Regions from separate parts of the Mus musculus genome. Here region 1 is linked to region 2. The links are chromatin loops, found by intact Hi-C in ENCODE. Cell type or tissue: heart. All regions are shown on one strand. Each heading gives the region's core, and the rest is flanking DNA. Links, peaks and the distances in the headings are about the cores only.

What was found. Hi-C counts contacts between places; a loop is a spot of excess contacts. Peaks named below come from ENCODE experiments on the same cell type or tissue, not always from the same donor. Only the 100,000 strongest peaks of a DNase experiment are listed, where the experiment ranks them.
Region 1: it touches region 2 in a loop (3-fold over the local background); 5 of 42 quality-filtered maps call a loop at or near these places.

What each region holds. Positions count from the first base shown.
Region 1 is chr11:11,814,826-11,825,325 of GRCm38, reverse strand. It overlaps Ddc (dopa decarboxylase), which reads left to right. Exons shown (of 15, transcript NM_001190448.1): 11 at 458-477; 12 at 3,033-3,131; 13 at 5,934-6,035; 14 at 9,898-10,115. The coding sequence ends at 10,098. Among named protein-coding and RNA genes, the nearest start is that of Fignl1, 11 kb to the right of the region's middle. In heart, for the core only: no CTCF peak of the experiment used is centred there; DNase peaks (open chromatin) are centred at 4,385 and 4,815; H3K4me3 peaks cover 27 bases; H3K27ac peaks cover 2,253 bases.
Region 2 is chr11:11,873,134-11,883,633 of GRCm38, reverse strand. It overlaps Ddc (dopa decarboxylase), which reads left to right. Exons shown (of 15, transcript NM_001190448.1): 2 at 2,984-3,192; 3 at 7,276-7,389; 4 at 10,381-10,500. The coding sequence starts at 2,992. 1700042O10Rik (RIKEN cDNA 1700042O10 gene) reads right to left here. Exons shown (of 4, transcript NR_045178.1): 3 at 555-677. Among named protein-coding and RNA genes, the nearest start is that of 1700042O10Rik, 10 kb to the right of the region's middle. In heart, for the core only: no CTCF peak of the experiment used is centred there; DNase peaks (open chromatin) are centred at 4,023 and 4,753; H3K27ac peaks cover 2,500 bases.

The DNA.
Region 1 (10,500 bases), core at 3,525-6,024, 58 kb after region 2:
TGCTGTCCTGGGATCTAGGGTTGTAGGCACCAGAGAACATGAGAGTGCTAAACAGGCTTTTCAGAACCCATGTGGGAGCACTGAGTCCAGGATAAGAAGGAATTTGACTCAGAGTGTATAGAGCAGCTGCTCTGTGCCAGATGCCAGTCAACACCCTTGAATATGGAGATGAGACGACCCCCCCCCCCACCTCCTTATTATTTGAATCATTCTTTGTATCACCAGCTCCATTAACAATTCAGCCTTCCAAATGTGTCCTGGGCATCCTGCTTTCAGGGACTCCCCTTGAGTCAGTTACCTTGAATGAGCCACACAGAACACTTAGCCCTAGCCAGTCCTTGGATAGTTTCATGTCTGCCACAGAAGTCATCACTTATAAGCCTGGAGGAAAAAAGGATACCTTTTCTTCTAATGGCCTCTCTCTAATGGCTGCTTTTTGTCTTTCTCTTTTCTCCAGGATTCATCACTGACTACAGGGTAAGTGAGTGGCTTTGCCCATTGTAATCAAACTCTGAGGTGCCAAGGGCTCCCTACTGTGCTGTTGCTGTCACACACACACCCCCACCACATTCCGGAGCAGGAGGCCACAAGAGGCAGCTTCTAAATGTGTTCTGACAGACATATTAGGTGGCTTTGCCGTAAGCATCTCTGCCACGTCCATCAAGGGTCGGTCTTCACAGCCCACGTGGCCCTTTTTTCTGCCTTCTGCCTGTACTTGGGGCAGCGTCCTGGGGAGTGCTAGGGCAGAGTCAGAGAAGAGCCAGCCTCTTGGACAGGATCGTAGTCTTGGCAGTCTTTCCTCTACTCACTTTACTTCTTTCTCCATTTTTTTTTTTTTTTAATATTCACCACAAATGTTTTCTGGATTTTGAAAACACCAGGATGTCCCAGCTTTGCTCTGGAAAGGAATTTGGAACCGCAAGTAATGCTGGGAGGTTTCTTCCAAGAATAGAAGCCAAGCCGGGCTGGGAACATGAGGGGCCCACTGCATCTGCTGTCTCTCTCAGAACACGAAGGGGCCCACTTCATCTGCTGCCTCTCTGACTAAAAAAAAAATCTGACCTGGCTTATTTGCTGGGTGGGGAGGCGGGTGTGCATGGTGAACACAAGACACTATCAAAGCATCTTGTCCGAAGTAGTGTGTCTAAATTCTTGGGGCAGTATGTCAGCCACTGATAATAAGGGGTAGCAGGATTGCCTCTCCTAGACACAGAGTACCCTTCCTTCTTCTGATGACAGCTGCAGGCTGGCAGGTGCAGGTTACCAGGGAATCTTCATCCTATCTTCTCCCAGGCCAGAGTCTCATGGAAGCTTGTGCTATGGGGAAAAGCTAGGACTTGTGCAGCTATGGGTATGGCCAAGAGAACACTCCATTTTCTCCTTTAACTTTGTACAAGCTAGCCCTATTTAGGATCCAAGTTACCTTTTAGAAAGCACAATTTAAGGGATACTATAAGAATAATATTAAAAGTAGTTTGAGGATAAGATCACTTAAAATCTTTTCATCCTGACACTTCTGTGGGCTTTGGATTTGTATTACTCTTGTGGGGGGTACAAATGCCAGACTTTTGAGAGGAAAAGCTCTACGTTAAACAGAGCTTGGCAAGTCTGTCAGCAATTGTCAGCAGACCCTCCATTGTTTTAAGTGAACTTGGCATGAGGTCAGATGTCCCCTTCCCCACAATGGTACTTAAACTGTGCAGAAGCAAAATGGAAAAACAAACAAACAAACAAAAAAACCCCGCACATCCTATGGCCTTATTGTCTCATTCTGATTTTATATACTTGGTAAAAGTTGCAGGACTGCTGCATAATAATTCAGGAAAACCAGAGGCCTTCATAAAGAAACAGTTTAATAATAAGGAATTAAACTAGGGAGTAAAGTCTGATGGCGCACACCCTTAACCCCAGAACTCAGGAGGCAGGGGCAGGAGGTTCTCCTAGCCTACCAACCTAGCCTACTAAGTCCATGCCAGCTGGGGCTACATAATGAGACTGTGCCTCAAACAAAAAGCAATTATACCATAGGCATACAAGTATAGGGGAAACAGCATATATACATTTGGTGTTGTCTCAGATTTCATGATTCAGGGAGGAACGACTGCATTTAAAAATAAACTCTGTGTTCCTAGAAGCAGCACGGAGCTCACTCTTAATTGTAGCTAAAGCTAATTCTTAGTGGGCTCTGTGATGGTAGACAGCGGGCGAGTTTAGGGTGCTTTTCCCAACTGTAGAACACCACCCAGAAGGGAGACTGCGCTTTCTCTCCAGGAGACTGGAGCCTCCGGACTAGATAAGAAGTAAAGAGCTCCCCTCCCCCAGCCCGCCCTTTGTAAGCCCAAGTAAAAGAATTTCAAAGAAAGCCAGGAAGTAGTGCAAGGCCATCCTCCCGACAGGCCTGTGTCTCATGCCTGCCCTTTCCTACGTGCTTTTATTGCATTTCCAACCATCATCCATCACCATCAAGAAGAATGTGAGGAGCCAGTGTGAACAGCCTGTCAGATGACCGTCTGGAAAAGCTAGGAGAAGCAGAGGCAGGCTTCTTTGGTAAAAGGGTATTAGGGGTCACTCCCCAGAGGTCAGTGAGACAAAGGCGCTGATACTGTTTCAGAGTGCAGCTTCAGTGCATCCAGGCAGAGAAAGGCAGACACACAAGGAGTTCAGCACCCTCTCTCTGCCTGGATGACCTCCTGCCCCCTCGGAAGCTGCCTAGGGCAGGACCACATCATTCCTATTTCTTCCTGGAGTGCCTCCTCTGGGGTGTACTCAGCAGACATTTGTGCGTTGAAAATGGTAAACTTCAGTGCCTCTCGTTCAGTGTTTCTTCTGTCCTCATCTCCACAGGATGTGAAGGCAGCTTCTCCCTCTCTTCTCCCCAGCTCACACAACAAGTTGTACGCCTTCCCGGCTGGGAAACGGCCATTCTATAGGAAACTGGCTGCTTCCAGAAGAAACCGGCTGACTGGGAAGCTGAAAAGGAGCCTGGCTGTTTGCACTGTTCTCACTGACGGGTTCTTTATATTTTATTTCAGCACTGGCAGATCCCACTGGGGCGACGATTTCGCTCTTTGAAAATGTGGTTTGTTTTTAGAATGTACGGAGTCAAGGGGCTGCAGGCTTACATCCGAAAGGTGACTGCCTTCTTTGTTTATCTAATGTTCTAACGGTCGGTCGTAGGAAACTCAGAAACGAATTCAGGTGTCTTTGTAAGCAAACACCATCATGCATTGCCTAACAACAGGGATAAGCTCTGAAAAGTACATCATGAGGCCCTTTCATAAACATGAGGGCATCAGAATTTTCATATACAAGCAGAGACAGACAATTTCCTAGAAGGGACAGGCCTTTGGGGACAGAGGAATGGATGTGATAAGTTATTCTCCCCCAGTGAAACGAGTCAATTCAAACCAGGTTTGAATAAAGGCAGGTTTCTTGGGAAGCAGCTCTGGGGCGAGTTCACTGGTCCCAAGGAACGAGGCGCCACGAGGAGCGAGACAGAGGGGAGGGGGAAGAGAAAGCGAGAAAGAGCATGCGCGTTCAGGGAGAGAGAATGCAGAGAGGGGGGAGTGAGGGGGAGCGAGAGGCCAAAATGTCTGGATTACATAGGAAAGAGCTTCTGGGGGAGGGGAGGGGAGGGGAGGGGAGGGGAGGCCCAGCCCGGGGCTGGAAAGTTCAGGCTGGAAAGAGAGTGAGAGCAGCCATGATCTGCTGTTGTCTGAAAGAGCGTTTTTTTTTTTTTTTTTTTTTTTTTTTTCCTTAAGCACAGCGTTGGAATCAGGCAGTAGTTTGGGCCTTTACGATTAAGGCACTCACAAACTGGTTCTATGTATCTTCTAAGACACTTTCATTAGAATATAGGTTATCAGCTCCAGGAAGTTAATTAAAAGCAGTGTGTAAATTTAATGTTTTCCACGTATCCATCCAGCAGTAATTTTGACGGAGCAATACTAGTAATGAGAGCATAATGTTTTTCTCCCCCACTACCGCCAAACAAAATGAAATAAAACAAGCAAGCAAACGAACAACAGCAGCAACAACAACCCAAACCTCCCAAACTAAGAAAACCTTTGAGTTGGTTGGGATAGATACCATCTAGTCCTTTTGTCTCAAGGAGGCTTTCTGGGCAGTATGGAACTTCGGTTCCAATAAGCCACCCAGTCACTATGATGTGCCTTAAAGTAGCTTGAGGAGCCGCTTATTATTCTAAGTCCTACTACCCTACTTTTTTTGTTTGTTTGTTTGTTTCCAGGCTAAGCCCTGAGTATGAGCCAGGACATGTCTACCCATTTAGTCAGATGCAGAGGGCCCAGTGACTTCAGCTGAGTCCTTTCTAAGCCACAACATCATCTTGATGAGGCAAGCATGCCTGTGGTTTCCAGCCTGTGGTGGTGACAGCTTTCCCCTTAAGTCCCACTGCATTACCAGATGTGCAGCTAAAGGCAGGGGCTGAGTGTCTCGGGCCCTCTTCTATGACAGGATGCAGAAAAGCAGTTGTTAGAAGAGTACCCGTGTCTCTTCTAAACTGGCATCTGTCCAGGTCACAAAACTGTTGTAAGGAAATGTATGCAAACATTGAGCAGTGTAAGAAGCTACACAGGGGAAAGAACTAGAAACCTAGAGTGTGTGTAGATTTCTAGATAGTCCCTGATCCAATTGCAAACGGGATAAGGAGGGTGAGTCAACTTGTGTGTAATAAGAAAGAAACCCCAAGTGGTTTATCAGTCAAAGGTGGTGATGACTCTCAGTTCAGGACAGCTCACTGCGATTAGCTTGTGCCAGGTTAAAGACACACCACACCTCTTTCTGGAAAGGCCCCAATCCAGCCTTCACAGGAGACCATAGGAATGGTCAAAGATGGCGTTCCTAGGCTTGAGCTAATTGAAGAGCATTTTAGTCCTGAATCTTTGGTGCCCTCTGGTGGGAAGACTTGAGACAATTGCTTCTGTGGCATCTATGACCAAACAAGCTGTGTGTGCTTCAGCTCCTCTAAAGGATGGGCCTTGTGGAAGGTAGTGCTGGATGCCAGGAGGCTCCAATTAGCTAAGTGTGCCCTTGGAGAGTGAGCAAATGTTCATATGTGGTTTTAATCAGTTTTTGAATTCTTTAAACATCTAGAGATTAAATAAGTTGGTGTATTCAATGCGATCACATAGCGTTTTCTTTTTCCTTTTAATTATTTTATTATTTTGGAGCTAGGGTCTCAGTATGTAGCCTTGGTTGGCCTGGGGCTCAGTATGTCGATCAGGTTGGCCTCAGGCTCAGTATGTCGATCAGGTTGGCCTGGGGCTCAGTATGTCGATCAGGTTGGCCTCAGGCTCATAGAATCTTCCAGGTGCTGTGATTACAGGCACACACCATCACACCAGAGGGGACACAGCTCTTGAATGTGGCAGGTTAGGGTGATTCCTGTCTGTAAGTTGGAATCAGGCTGGGATCACTATCCCATTTACTGCAGAAGTGATACCCCAGTGTACACATCAGATGCAGCTGATGTGAATCTCAGCTGAGCCCAGGTATGACTGAGGCCTACGCTATGACACTTGTTCTTGCAGGGTCTCAGTTTCCTATCTACAAATTAATAAAGCTATCATGAGGAGGTCAAGGTGGCCTTTTTTTCTTTTAGAATCTTCAACTACTTCTTTATAATGTTTATTATAAAATTATAAACGGAAGGGGGTTAAAACATAGATCCATGGACAGAAGAAAATGAGGTTTTTTTTTTTTTTTTTTTTTTTTGAGGAAGCTGGAATCCTTGTGGTATAGGGCAGATGAGTTTCTTCTCAACCTATGTGGGAAATGCTGGTGAGGATGCAGGACATTGCTCAGCGCATGTGAATGACTAATAGATGTGCAGCCCTATAAGGTACTGGGTGGCCAGGGTTAGGCTAAAGTTGTGATGAGAAAGACAGCAAGTTTCCCTTCCCTTTTTCCAGCACGTGGAGCTGTCTCATGAGTTTGAGTCACTGGTACGCCAGGACCCTCGCTTTGAAATTTGCACAGAAGTCATTCTTGGGTTGGTCTGCTTCCGGCTAAAGGTATGTTATGCCAGTGTCAGCCATCTTTGTTTTTGTTGAACACAATAAAGTATTATTCAGGACATCCACAAGCAAAGTTGTGTACCAGTTGCCAAGGGCTACAGAACATGACCTGTGGTGCTAAGCAGGCCGCGCTGGCTGGCTGACTGGCCCAGTAGACTCTCCTCCATGGACTTGCTGCCCAGTTTCCTCTGATGTGATTGGATGCTTTCCTCTTGACCCAATGCCAAGAGTCCATCCAATACCTCTGGAACTGTAATCCTCTGCTGAGTTGCCTGTGGCCTCAGTAACCAGGTCACCTGTGGACACACAACATCAGCACATCTGGGAACCGGGTTGATAAACAAACCCCACTGTCCTAGTCATCTGGCTATATATACCTCCACAAGATTCCTGTGCAGAGCGGGTACCTGAGTTCTGTGTTCTCCTTGGGAGGGAAGCCTGCCCAGATCGGCACGGGAGTAAGCTATCTTTGCAGAGACTTACACAACCATGTTACTCAAAAGGCCCTGCTCATCACTGTCTTATAAACGAAACCAGATGCTCTGGCCGTTACTAAGATGGCTTTTAATAGGCCAACAGTTTTATGTTTTGTTTTCTTCCTCCTCGCCTTCCTCTCCTCCTTTTTACAGTACTGAGATGGAACCCAGAGCTTCACAGATTCAGGACAAGTTCACACTATGCCATAATACCAGAACCTGCCTCCTTTTTCTCCCCTTTTAAAAACTAAGAGAAAAGGGCTCCAAGATATTACCCAGGCTGACCTGAAACTTGCAATCCTCCCAAGTAGTTGGGTCTGCAGACACATGCCACTACACTTGACTGGAAGTTTCTGAATCAGTTCAAAAGGTCTTCAGGAGACCTCCTTGTTCAAGCTTAGACAACAGTCATGAGAAGGAGCAATCTGGGATACATCATTTTCATGCTGTTGCACTCCCTGTACCACCTCCTTCCCTCATCTTGATTCTTAAAGGTTTGAGATAAGATCTAAGTTTGGGAGATTCTAGAAGGATCAATCACAAGCGTTATGGCGTGAGTGCTAGAGAGGAGCCCCATGCTTTCTGCAAGCATGAAATGTAATGTCTAAGGAAGATGTATAGAATGACCAAGAAAGTGGGCCATAGGTAGCTTGTGTGGGATGCCTCAAGTATATGTCTCTGGAGTTCGGTGTGTGGAGCATGGGATATGACAGGGCTACCAACATTGGCATTGGTACTGTGTTGACTTCTTTGTCCTCCAAGTATTTGTTTTCATTGCAGTGGGCTGCTGCAGTAAGATATTTTCAGTTTTGTAGGATGCTTATATTTTAATTTTAATGGTTTTATTGAGATATAATTCATGTTGGCCTTTAGCTTATACATTTGAGTGATTTCTGGTTGTGAGGTCATCACCATAATATAATTTTAGGACCTCTTTGTCTTCCTTAAAGACCTCTGCATAATATCGCCTTTGTGATTGTCAGCTTCACTCTTGATGTGATGTTGTAGTGAAGGCTAAGATATTGGTGGATTTGTATCATTTAGGATTATTCCAAATACACTTGGCCTCAGATTTTGCTCCTTCTCACATGCATGGTAGTGTGCACAGCCGTCACACACAGAACCCTCCAGACTCTTTGGCTAAGAAACTTTTCCTTCTGTGAAACTTTGTTACCTCCTTGCCACGATTGTGCCTTTTTTATTAAGGAAGCATGTTAGCCAAACACCATTTCTTTTTTTTTTTGCCTGTATAACTATATTGTGTGATTTGCCACCTTGTCCTTGTCTTTTCCAATTTGATGAGTTCAAGAAGCATATACTGTGGCTGCTTACTTATTAAGACAGAATCTCATGTAGCCCAGGCTACTCTCAAACTGGCTATATTAGCCTAAGACTATCTTGAACAGATTTTTTCATCTTCATTCTCAAAAGGTGAGGGTACAGGTATGCACCACTCTGCTGACTTAAAGTAGCATCCATTATACAAAATTCATTTTTGTGGCATTGGGGATTAAAACTAGGGTCTCACGGGTGCTAGGCAACTGCTCTACCACAAAGCTATACTTTCTGGCCCTTGTGGCCCATTATTAGACATAAAGTATGAGGCATTACAATGGCATAGTTACTCCTTCTTCCCTGGCCAGGCTCCTTTTATCTTACTTATCTTACTTTTGCCTTTAAGAAAAAGTATTTAGAGCTGGGCGTGGTTGCGCACGCTTTTAATCCCAGCACTCGGGAGGCAGAGGCAGGCAGATTTCTGAGTTCGAGGCCAGCCTGGTCTACAAAGTGAGTTCTAGGGCAGCCAGGGCTGTACAGAGAAACCCTGTCTTGAAAAAAGGAAAGAAAATGTATTTAGGGCTGGAAAGATGGCTCAGTGGTTAAGAACACTGTCTGCTCTCCCAGAGGTCCTGAGTTCAATTCCCAGAAACCACATGGTGGGTCATAACAATCTGTAATGGGCATCCAATGCCCTCTTCTAGTGTGTCTGAAGACAGAGACAGTGTACCCACATACATGAGATAAATAAATAAATAAATCTTTTTAAAAACGCATTGGATCTCATTATAGATAGTTGAGAGCCACCATGTGGTTGCTGGGAATTGAACTCAGGACCTCTGAGAGAATAGTCAGTGCTCTTAACTGCTGAGCCATCTCTCTAGCCCTACTTTTGCCTCTTCATTATTGCATCTCTGATCATTTCTGTTTGCTTTCTGGTCCTGCTTCTTGGAAGTGCTTTCTAACCTAAAGCAATTGAAAATAGCACACAACTTTCCCCTAAATAACTGGCTTTTGTTTTTTGTGTTATATGAATTTCAAGTGTGTGCTCTCATATGTGTGTGTGTGTGTGTGTGTGTGTGTGTGTTTATCATCCTTCCTTGAATAGGACCTTATTGTCCAGTCACAGCATCTATACCAACAATATGAATAGCCTGTAGTTCTCTCACGTATAGTGAGAGAAAAGATTTTCTTAGATGTCACACTCAGACCTGAAGCTAGAAGCATGTGAATCTGTCCAAGGCCAAGAGCAGTTCTCAATATCCAGCAGGTGTTCAGCTGTCATGGTCCAGGCAGAGGTAACACTTTCCTTTCCATGTATCCTCCTACCTCTCGACCCTTAAAATCCAGAATAGTGGTCTAGCCTAGCAAGGGTCTTATGATTAGGGAGTGAAGCCTGAAACCAGCCCCTGGTACATTTTGCTAGACGGAAAGGCTTAGCAGCTTGGAAGCCATTTCATGACAGTTATACAAAGGAGTAAAGAAATAGGCAGAGAACAGCTACCAGCCTGTCTACTTGGGGCCCAGCTGGAAAGTGATGGCTGGCTGTGTGTTGTTTGATAAGGTCCTCTTATCTCTGGTTAGTCATTGGGAGTGGAGGGCTCTGGCCTCTCTGTCTCCAGCTTGTTGACTATTTTCTTTCTAGAGAAGCTGTATAGAGATTATCCATAATCCCCCATTCCCGCATTTACAAATGCCCTTTAGAGATTCTTCTGGGAAACAGCTAGCCTTGCCTGGGGTGCTCCATGGTCTCTGTTGTTGAGACCTCCCGTGGGTTCCAATGTATCTAAAGCTGCTCTAGTGTACCAGAGACAGGGTCACATAGTTTATCCTCATCTATTTGCTGACAGTCCCTCCAGGGACCTTCATCTTTCTTAAACAAACTTGGAGGATAAGAAGGTCAACTTCTGATAATACAGATTGCTGAGAAACGCTATCACAGGGAGAAGTTATCTTATAAGTTCTTTAAGCCCATGTTAGTCATTTCATCAAACTTTCTGCCATCTTACATGTAAAAGAAAAGTAAAGATGGTTTCTTCATTGTCTACCGTCTCTAGGTGTTACTAGACTTTGTGTTATACGATGGATCTGCTTTCTAATTCCCCCAGGGCTCCAATGAGTTGAACGAAACTCTCTTACAAAGAATAAACAGCGCCAAAAAAATCCACTTGGTTCCATGTCGTCTCCGAGACAAGTTTGTGCTACGCTTTGCTGTGTGCGCTCGCACTGTGGAGTCTGCCCACGTGCAGCTGGCCTGGGAACACATCAGTGATCTAGCAAGCAGTGTGCTGAGGGCAGAGAAAGAATGAAAGCAGAGCTGCTTCAGGTAAGCTAGCTGCACCAGGGACATCTGTTTCCTTGTGGAGGCATCAGGATTCCAGCTCAGTCCCAGCATGGCCACTTAGTGCTGAGTGGCTGTGCAGTGAGGAAGAGAAAACTATCATAGTCAGTCAGGAGTGGCAGAAAGAATGTTATGTGCCATGATTCTACAGAGTGAATTTGTATTCATTTCTGTGGGCTTATATACAATAGTGTATAGATCTTGCTGTATACTTTCCCTTCAGATTTCCCCAAACAGCACTGACCAAAGCAACTATCCAAATAAGCTTTAGCTACATGAAAACAGTAAATGGGATTTTCATGTGACCGTCAGGAAAGACCCAAAGTGCGATGGTAAGGAAGGGCAGGCAGGCTTCTGTGCTGCTTATCAG
Region 2 (10,500 bases), core at 3,786-6,285:
CAAGCCCTATATTTTCCATTCAACGTTTTTGGGTTGCAGCTGACTGCAAGTAACTTAACTGAAACCTCAGAAGAAGAAAACCGAGACAATGGGGAGCTACTCTAACTGACAATTCTTAGTAGCACTGTCCAAAGCTATTCCTATGCATCTATTCAATACAATAAATTGATAGTGGCGGGACTCTCATTACCAAAACAAAAATCTTGATTTTTTATTTTCAGTTAAGGAAAACGAGGGTTAATATGGTAGCAATTTGAGAAGTATGTTGGTGTATAGCCACTAAACATGAGTCAGGGTCTGTACGAATAGGTCATCTATTGACCCTGAACCTCAGCTCTGCATTTTGCCGTCCCCCCCACCCCCGCCCACCTTTTCCCACAAACAGAGCTGGAAACAGATAATGATGGTAATACTCAGCAAAGGAGGGGCACCGCCTGACTGTAGCCAGGTCCCAGTGCGTATGTAGTATGTCATCGTGAGAAGGCACAGGACAGAATGCATTTACCAATATGGTTTCCCTCCCGCCTCCTGTTGGGCTGTAATTTATAGCTTACCTTATGTATCACCATTGTCTCCTAAGCACTCTTGGCTGAAATGTGCACCCAAATGGTAACTCTGAAATGGAGGCTGGGTCATCTTTAAATCATGCCTGTGTGTAGTCCCTTTAGTGGAGAACACTGGAGGAAGGAAAAACCTGATCAGGTACGTTGTCCTTGGATACCAACTATCTCCTAGCTCAACATTAGTCAGCTTAAACCCAGTTTGACAAAGAAGCCCTGCCTGCAAAGCGGATATTGCTAGCATCTAATCACATGTATCTCATCTCTTTCCACCCTTGGTATCTATCTGATCCAGCTTGCTACTTCCCAACCCCGAGACTAACTCCTATGCTCTCAGTCATTTTTCTTACTCACTGGGTTTAGTGGGTGCTATCATCATTGCCCTTGGTTGTTTGGTTAGAGTGAGAGACACCTAGGAAATTGATAAGGCACATGTCTTGGTGCGTATGGGACAATATTACCAGAAACTCTTGGAGGGTGGTCAGTGAACTGACAGAAGAACTAGCTTTGCATCTGAGCAGCACCAATAGACTGGGTCAGATGAATCAAAAGGCCGAAGGAGGAAGTTCCACTGCCCTGCCCTAGCAGGTATCTGTTTTTTGCTGCTGTCCTGACTGGTGGACATCAGACTCTGGCTTCTTCCGTCTCTCAATAAATACCAACACCCAGTGACTCCCTGTGGTACCTCCAGGGCTTTGATTTCTGGTTGACCATTGGTGGATCCTGTACGGAGACTTCCGGTTTCTTGGACTTAAGTGCCAACTTGTTTCTAGTCCTCCAGCTTGCTGACAGCCATTGTGGGAAGAAACAGCCTCTGAGCATGTGAGTCAACCCAAAAAACCGCCTTTTGTAGTTAGAAGTATATGTATATGGTGGGCTTCACTCCTCCGGAAAGCCCTGAGTAATCCCCCTTTGGCTACAGCTCCCCATCTGTCCCTGGTGTTTCAAAGTTGAGGGCAAACTTTTTTCCCCTATGCAGTACTCTTGAATAAAAATCTGTCTTCCCATTTTAAAAAAGTGTCTGATGAATCATTTTGAACGCATTTAACATCACAAAATCTGTCCAGCCCCCCTCCCATCCCAGACAATGGGGAGCATGGGGCAGTGCTGGGAACAGGACATGAAGGTCAGCTCCAATGCTAATCACAATGGATTTGACTCATCCCCAGTACTTACTCTGATGGAAAATCCATCTTCAATTACAAAGCTCTGGACTAAGGGAGGGATTTAGAAATGTATCCTTTGTTTAGCTTTCAATTGTCTCTCACAAATTTAGCAACTATTCAGGAAAGACATGTTACAAATGGGGAGGACAGGATTCTAGCAGGTTGTCTATCTTTCTTGTTTTGCAAATACATTTGATTTTTACCAAACATAAGTTCGAGACACTCAGTTTCTCCAGCATGCTAACTTGTATCTGAATCCTCACTTAAGGCTCACTATGCCTTCCTGACCAAGCACAGAGCCAGGGAACTCCGTGAATCATCAGAAGCTCACAATCCCTCTGCGGTTGAACCAGGCGCTTCTCTGCCTTGTGTTTTGAGCTCTTGTGATGTAAATTAAGGGTCCTTTCGCCCCCTAATCTGTTTTGACCTCATCTTTTATATTGTTACTGTTTTTCTTGTGATTTTACTGTTTAAAACGACTCTCGAAGAAATGTACTGCAAAAAGATTTGTCTCATGATCTGCAGCCCAAGTAAGCCGCAGTAAGTGCCTGGTAGAAAAATGACTGTATGTCAGCTTCACTCAGACTTTTGGAATGTTGAAGAAGATAACGAACACAAACTCTTGATAGCTGCCTGTGTGTCTGACTTGGGTAATATAAAGAAAGTACCATCCTGATAAGCAGATTATAGGCAAAGGTGCAGGTCACCAGGAGATGGGATTCCAGGAAAAGACATATATCTCTAGCTTTGGACAGAGCTGTGCTGTCTTAGGCTCTCGGCTGAGCCTCCAGAGATTGTGGTCCTACCCTTACCCATTCTTCAGGGGCTGCCGTGGCCGTCTTCATTTCTCAGCTGAAAAGTGGGGCTCGAAGTGCAAGGCTCTCATTCAGATGGCTAACAAAGGGTACATACAGGCAGAATGTGGGCCAGAATGGGAACCAGTATTTGTCATTAAAGTCGGAAGGATCCATAACTGTGTGCTTCTTGCATTTTACTGTGATATTTTTATTTTTAAATGAGGGTGCTGTTCTGTCTTCTGCTGACTGTCTTGTGAGATGTGGAGTGGTCATTGTGCAGCACTGTGTGGATCCAGTGGCATGTCTATCTCATCCAGACATAGAAGGTGGCAAGGGATGCTGGGTTGGGGACTGAGGGTCTTTATGATATAGAATCTCTGCTCCCTGGACTTGCTCACCCCCCTGCCCAGTTCAGAGTTATAATGTTTTATTGGTTGATTTCTATTCTCTCTGTCGGCAGTTTTCAACATGGATTCCCGTGAATTCCGGAGGAGAGGCAAGGAGATGGTGGATTATATAGCTGACTATCTGGATGGCATTGAGGGTCGTCCAGTGTACCCTGATGTGGAGCCTGGCTATCTTCGGCCCCTGATCCCTGCCACTGCCCCCCAGGAGCCAGAAACATACGAGGACATAATCAAAGACATCGAGAAGATAATCATGCCAGGGGTAAGTGAGTATGGATTTGAGGTCAAATAACAGCTGGGCTTATGCCTATAAAGCACCCCCTGAAAGCTGTACTTCCAGTGTCATGGGGTCACCACAACACGTAAGCTAAAGAGAAACTACTAACCTCTGTTTTGCTTTCAGCGGAGACAGCTTAGGTTTAGAGAAGTTAGGTGGTCCATGAAGCTCTCATGGGAGAGTAAAGGATAGAGCCAAACTACATAGGCAGTGCAAGGGCTTTCTCCAAGGCCTCCAAGACCAGTATTTGCATCACCATACAGGGTTCCTAGAGGGTTATTCTTTGATAGCACGAAAAAATAAGCTCCTAGTGGTCGATTGCAAGCAGTTTAATTAATTACCCTAAATAAAGGTACTTGCATCGTTCTTAGATCTGCCAAAGGCTAACGTTCATGTACCCAGAAAATGTTTGCTCCATTTTGTTTGGGCATGGACAGTTGTGCACAGGTTCTGCCTAAGGGCACAGAATAGCTGAGCTATCCCTGATAGTCAGAGGGATCAAAGGGTTGCAGTGAATCTCAGTGCCCCGTCTCCAGAGTACTACTTTACCCAGCAAGCAATTTACCTAAAAGCCTATCCTTTAACATGGCCTTGAACAAATGGGTGTGACCCTGATCATTAATTCCTGAACGAAGTCTGGGCCTGGTGCTGGTAACACTGGCGGATTGCACACACCCCTACTGGGGCTTACTAGTTGTGACTTTAAGGTGACCGAGGAGTAGGCAGGAGGGGATCTGACAGAGTGGACAGTCTGCTCTTGTTTTCACAGAGAACACAGAGGCTCTGGGGAGGCGCATAGTCAGCCAAAGTCCTGGGCTTCAGAGGCAGCTCCTCGGTTCCAGAACATCTCTCATAGCCCTCGTCAAGTTTCATCTTAAGGAGATTTCCCATGGCATTTGTTCTTTGAATATAACTCAAAATTCTGGCTCTGGCTTGGGAGTTGAGCAAATAAACTAAGCCGTTCAGCATAAAGCCAGTACAGGGAGGCCTAGTCAAATGTCAGGCCAAGTAGGAATACAGGAGCGCAGTGCTGGAAAAATGTGCGGTCCTCCCGCAGGAGTCTGTGTTCTATAGGAGTATTTACTGTGCAGAGCAAAGCTGGAAAATGCAGAGGCTCTGGCATTAGCTCCCCAAGTTACAGATCCAGCCAGCCCCCTGCTAGCTGTGGTTAACCAGAAGTTAGGTGAAGAGTCTGTGCTGTGCAGAGCCAGTGTAGAACTATCCACCCCACACATTCTGTGGCTATTCACAGAGAGGAGAGCAGGGGAGTGCGCTTTCCAGTCAGGATTCACCCTGGGAGGGCGGCAGACAGTGTGGAGCCTCCAGGTACCTGAAAGAAACTGAGGCCCTGGGCCCCATCTGTGCCCTCTGGCCCTCTGCCTTTGTGCAGTCTTTGGCCTCTTCCTCTATGGGGCTTTGCAATTACACTTTATAAAGGCATTTCCGCAAAGACAAGCGAGTTACCACTACAGATGTTTTGGTTTTTATCTGAACATTCTTTTTTTTTTCCCTAAAGCCTCATGGGCCTCACTCCTGCTCTGCTGAACACATCACTCAGCCCGTGAAGTTCTCCAGAGCCTCCGAGACTCACTGTCAGCCCCTCCCTCCCCCTCCCTTCCTCCCTCCCTCCCTCCCCCTTTCCTGTTCTTCATTACCCTGATTTTCTTCCACTCTCACTTTTTTTTCCCCCTCTGGCTCTGTCCCACTCCCAGGCCTGGAGACAGACTTGCAATGAGCCTTGCTGGAATCTTCCAGCTTTTAATGAGCTATCCTAGTTGGCTATCTTCTTAATCGGGGCTTGCTCGTGCCACATAAAGGCCTAGTGTGGTTTTACTGAGAAAAGACATGTTTATATCTTTGCAAAGACTATGAAAAAAAAAAAAAAAAAAGCAATGTGTTAGTCAGCTTTCTGACCCTGTAACACAGCTGGAATGACAAACTTACATGGGGACAAGGTTCATTTTGACATGTAGTTTTGGAGGTTCAGCTGCAGGACTCCTTGGTCTTGTTGCTTTTAGCTGGTTGTGAGCCAGTACATCATGGCCGAAGCACACAGCAGAGGAAATCGACTCACTTCAGGGCTGGAAAGCATTGGGGGGGGGGGGGGGGCGGGGAGCGGGGGGGGGGCGGGGGATCGCCATCACAGCCTCCTTTGAGGGCACATCAGCAAAGGCCTCTTAGTATCTCCCACTAGTGCCACCTTGGGGTGTGAGCCTCAAACTTAAGGAGCTTTAGGAATTCTTAAGAGCCACGCCATAGCAAGATGTTATAATAAAGAATGTAGACGTGGCAGCTTCGACATGTCTCAAGTTTGTGGAGGTTGGGTTCAGATAAGGGCTTCTTAAGTTACAGAGAGCAGCTTTGTACCCCACAGTGGTAGGGAGCTAGCTCTGGTCTCCTCCTCCTCCTCCCCCACCACCACACTTAACGTCTCCCCTCTAATAGCTCCTTCTATGCCTGACACCCAATGCTCCTCACATCCTGCAGACCCCTACTTTCATCTTTACTTGAATGTTTACATGGAGTGATTTGAGCTCGCAGCTTCTATAATGACAGGATCTAGGCCCCTCCTGCTCTCAGGGATCGTCTTTCCTTGTACTCTGGCGAAGAATGAATGCTTCTTTTCCATCTCTGCCCGCAGTTCACTTTGTGAAATCTCTTCCCCAGGACAGGCATATCCTTTAAAAATATATATATATATATATACCAGCCTAAGACTGTGCCTCATCACAGAAATTTGTACTTTGTACAGAGGAGAGTTTCTGAGTACATGTTCCTTACACTGGAAAATATATCCTGATTTCAGAGATCTTAAAACCCTCAGAGTTTTGTCTTATAATCACTGAAAAAGAAACATTTATTTGACTAGAATCTGGAGGAGAAAAGTCAGAAATAGTCTCACCTGGCTAGCGATGCAGAAAGAAACATAGTTTCTGGTTTTGGGAAATCAGGAGTGGACCATTTTTCCAGAATCTTTTGATCAGAACCATATAAGCATTCTGAACTTTTCAGAGAGAAATGTTTCCTTAGCCTGCTACAAACCACCACACAGAAGATCAACTTTCAATATTTCAAAAGTGGAATTTTTTATTTAATGAAATTCGGTGGTGGGGTGGGATTTGTGTTCAAACTTTCCAAATGGATACAGTCCGTGCCCTCTATAAATTCTGGAATTGTTAGTCTATGATCAGTCTCATATCTCCTTATACGAGCCCAAATCCCATCACAAAGCCCCACTCTCATGATCTACGTACCTTGCCAAAGCCCTGTCTCCTAATACTGCCATTTGGGGCTGGAGATGTTGTTTCAACTTACACATTGCAAGGGAAAGACTGCTCATGTAGCCAATATTGGTCTGTGTGTCCTTACCACTATCCTGGTTCCCACCATCTTAGGGATTCCAAAGATCACCACCTATGAGGCTCTTTTCCCTGTCAGTCTGAGCTTTTCCACTGTACCTAAGTCAGGGTTGGCACGGAGTAGGTTGTTTTCCTCTTCTGTGCTAGAGGAAGCAGGGGAGATTGTGGCTATTATGAGAAACCGAGGTAGCAACAGCTCTTCTTAAAGGAACTGATTGTTAGATGGACCAGATTGTACAAGACAGTGGAAAGGGACAATACCCAAAAAAAAAAAAAAAAATTGTTTTTAAAAATTGGGTATTAAAAAAAAAACCAAAATAGACAAAAGCAACTGAATTTGCTAGGGCAGCTTTGAGAAAACCAAGCCTTTTGCACTAGGATCTCGGTTGTGTGGTGCAGTGCTTTCCCTGTCCAGAGAACCCAGGAAGAACCCAAAGAGGTATTGCTGTCGCTCCTACCTAGAGACTTCACGTGTTATGAAAAAAATATAATAATTCCTACATTATCTTCTGAAGACAGCATTTCCTTCTTGACTAGCAAAGATATTGAAGCACAAACAGGAAGTCTGTTTACTGTAATGATAATGGGGTGAAATTCAGACAGAAAGTATAGGATGATTGAACTTGAGAAACTCTGCCCAAGTTGCCTTCTACAGGTACCTTGAGGAATTCACCACTTTGTCCTAGAGTAACTGTCCTCCTCCCCACAGGTGACACACTGGCACAGTCCCTATTTCTTCGCTTACTTCCCCACGGCTAGCTCATACCCAGCTATGCTTGCAGACATGCTGTGTGGTGCTATTGGCTGCATTGGTTTCTCCTGGGTGAGTATCTCCAAGACACTGTGGTGGGGTCTATTCTTGCATGAGACGGTGATCCCTTTGCACACAGGACAGAAACAGGTGGCTCTGTCACCTGTAGGTAGCAGGGCTACTTTGCAGAAAGCAGAGCTTGGGTCCCAGGGAGGAAGTTTCTAAGGGAAGAGAAATTCTGAGTGGAATATGGGAGAGGGAGGAAGGAGAAGGAGAAAGATAGAGGGGAGAGGGAGGAAAGGAGAAGAAGCAAGGAGAGAGGAAAGGAATGGAGGAGAAGGGGGAAGGGGAGAGGAGAAAAGGGAAAGAAGAGAAGCGAAGGAAGAGAAGAGAAGGAAGAGAAGAGAAGAGAAGAGAAGAGAAGAGAAGAGAAGAGAAGAGAAGAGAAGAGAAGAGAAGAGAAGAGAAGGAAGAGCAGAGCAGAGCAGAGCAGAGCAGAGCAGAGCAGAGCAGAGCAGAGCAGAGCAGAGCAGAGCAGAGCAGAGCAGAGCAGAGCAGAGAAGAGAAGAGAAGAGAAGAGAAGAGAAGAGAAGAGAAGAGAAGAGAAGAGAAGAGAAGAGGATTCAGCATAGTACTGTTTTTTGGTTTCTATTTGTTTGGTTTTGTTTTTTTTTTTTTGTTGTTGTTGTTTTTAATAACCACTTGATTTGAATCAAAATCCCAGTTCAAGGTTGTGAAGCTTCCATTCCCCCAAGACCAGAAGATTGCTATGCACTCTGACTTTGGAGACGGTTCCTACCCTTGACTCATTCATCGGCCTCCCACCAGCCTACTGTCCAGCCTATCTGATGGGCAAGGAGGCAGAGCAAAAGTGCTAAAAATAGGCCCATGCCTGCCTACAGGCTACTCACCCCTCCCTGTGTGAGGTCCTCTTCTACATGGAGTAAAGACTTAGAAAGTTCCCTACTGAAGGCATCTGGCCTAGGTCTCCCTGAGCTCTGTGTCCCAGCTGTGTGCTTCAGGCAAGATTTGAAGCAGATGTCATTGGCTCTCAGGTTCTGAGCCTGCTCACTCCATGAAGAATTCCTCAAAGCCTAGAACTGTCTTGGGCTCTCTAGATAGAGAGTGAGTGTCTCTCATATTTGTGCCTTAGATTCTTGTGCTTATGAATTCTCAGCAGCCATCAGGGCCCAGCTGAGCTGACTGCTTTACCACATGGCACCTGATTTTCTTCCAGCTGGGATACTGAGGGGCTGGGCTAGTGGGAGTCACAGCTCATGGGAAGAGCTGAGATGGCCTTCTTGCTGAACTGTTGCCATTGCTCTTAGGTCAGGCACTTGGGGCCTTCTTCTATAGACCAAGCCTAGGATGAGTGTATCCTTTTCTTTCATTAAATGTTGTTGTGGCAGGTTTCATTGGTGTCATTCTGCTGCTCCAAAAGCCACTGCATATATTTGTCTGGAGACCCAAAATCAACCTCTGACTTATCTGCTTTTCTAGGATGGTCTTGGTTGAGGAAGAGCCTGACACAGAGGTTGTGTTGCTTGATAGCTGTGGTTCATAACATGGAATGTTGGCTCCTATACTGAGAATTAGCATTAGCTTGGCTGCAGTAGCACCCAGCAGGATGGGGATAACCATCTAACCAGCAGGGGGAAAGTCCTCAGTTCCTCTTGTCATCAATGTGTCATAATTCCAGAATGCACAAGAGCAGCCTGGTCACCATGTTGTGCCCCTTAGGTAAAGACCCAAAATAAATGGAGGCTCAAGTCACTTTTGCCTGGACCTGAGAGTACCCAGCTAGCTACTTTCTGTGTGCAATGAGAGGAGAGAAGCCAGACACCAAATCACTGGGGAATTAAAAGACTACATGAGATGAGTGGCTTATCTGATGTTGCCTAGCAGAAGAAAGTAGGCAGTACCTGTTTTCTTGGCTCCATCCTGCCCTATAAAATTTGCTCCTGGCCATGGAGGAGGGTCTTCTAGTAGACCTTTTTATATTGTTCTGTTATATGATCAAGCACACCGAGCACAAGCAGGCAGGCATGGTGCCATCCCCCTTACACCAATCTGGATGAATGAAAGAAGCTATATCTGAGACTGAGTTCAGGCATTTGAGGCCCACCTGAGATTGAAAGAGTTTAAATTTGGGTTTTAGCCAGGCATTGGCCCTAAACTCCTCAGGAACTGGGCTGCTGTTTCAGCATTAGCTCTTAAAGAACCATGGCTGTGTATGTGGTGGGCTGGGGAAGATGATGCATCCAGGGAACGCTCTCAGCTTATACCCTGTGACCTGTCATGGGGAGATGATACAATTGGTGGGGTAACTCAAAAGGGGCCCATAGAGGTCTACCCTCATGGATCCCTGATGGATCTCATCTGGAAGGAGATGAGGAAGAGAGAGAAATGTCTTCCTTGTAAAGCTCTGTCAGTGTTGTCAGGCCCAGGCTCTGCTTCCAGGCCTCCTGGCAGAGCCAACCCCTGAGGCGCCCTGGGATCTCTGGGAAATGAGAACATAGCATTGTCTCGATCCATTTTCAGGGGGAGAACAAAATGCTGTAGCCTGAATCCTTTATAAACATTAGAAGTCTACTCGAGGGTGTGAAGAACATGCTACTGGCATCTGGCAGCAAGGCCTGCTGTGTGATCGCAGCAGAGAATATGCAGCGGGCAGCAGGCATGCGTGAAACAGACAAGAACTTCTGTTCTTGGAGTGAACTTCCTTGTTTCCATCTAATCCACTCCCGAGACGACCCACTTTCCATCAGTTCACGAGCAAGGAGCCACACAGGCTGGCTGACCCGTAAACTCCCCCACCTCTTAATATTCTCATCGTGGGTTCAGGTTTCAACATATGAATGTGGGAGACACACTCAAATCCCAGAAACCAAGGGATTAATTCCCCACCAAGGGTGGATTTGGGGGGCAAAAATGTGAACTTTTTGTTAAATTGATCAAATAAAAACCACCAAAGAAACAATGCTTTCCTGTGTCACTCCTTTGTGCGGAGGCCAGCTGCCTTGTGGCTTAGCTGCTCACTTTCTCCCCCAACCCCCACTGCAGGCTGCAAGCCCAGCGTGCACAGAGCTGGAGACCGTGATGATGGACTGGCTGGGGAAGATGCTGGAGCTGCCAGAGGCCTTTTTGGCTGGAAGAGCTGGGGAAGGGGGAGGAGTGATCCAG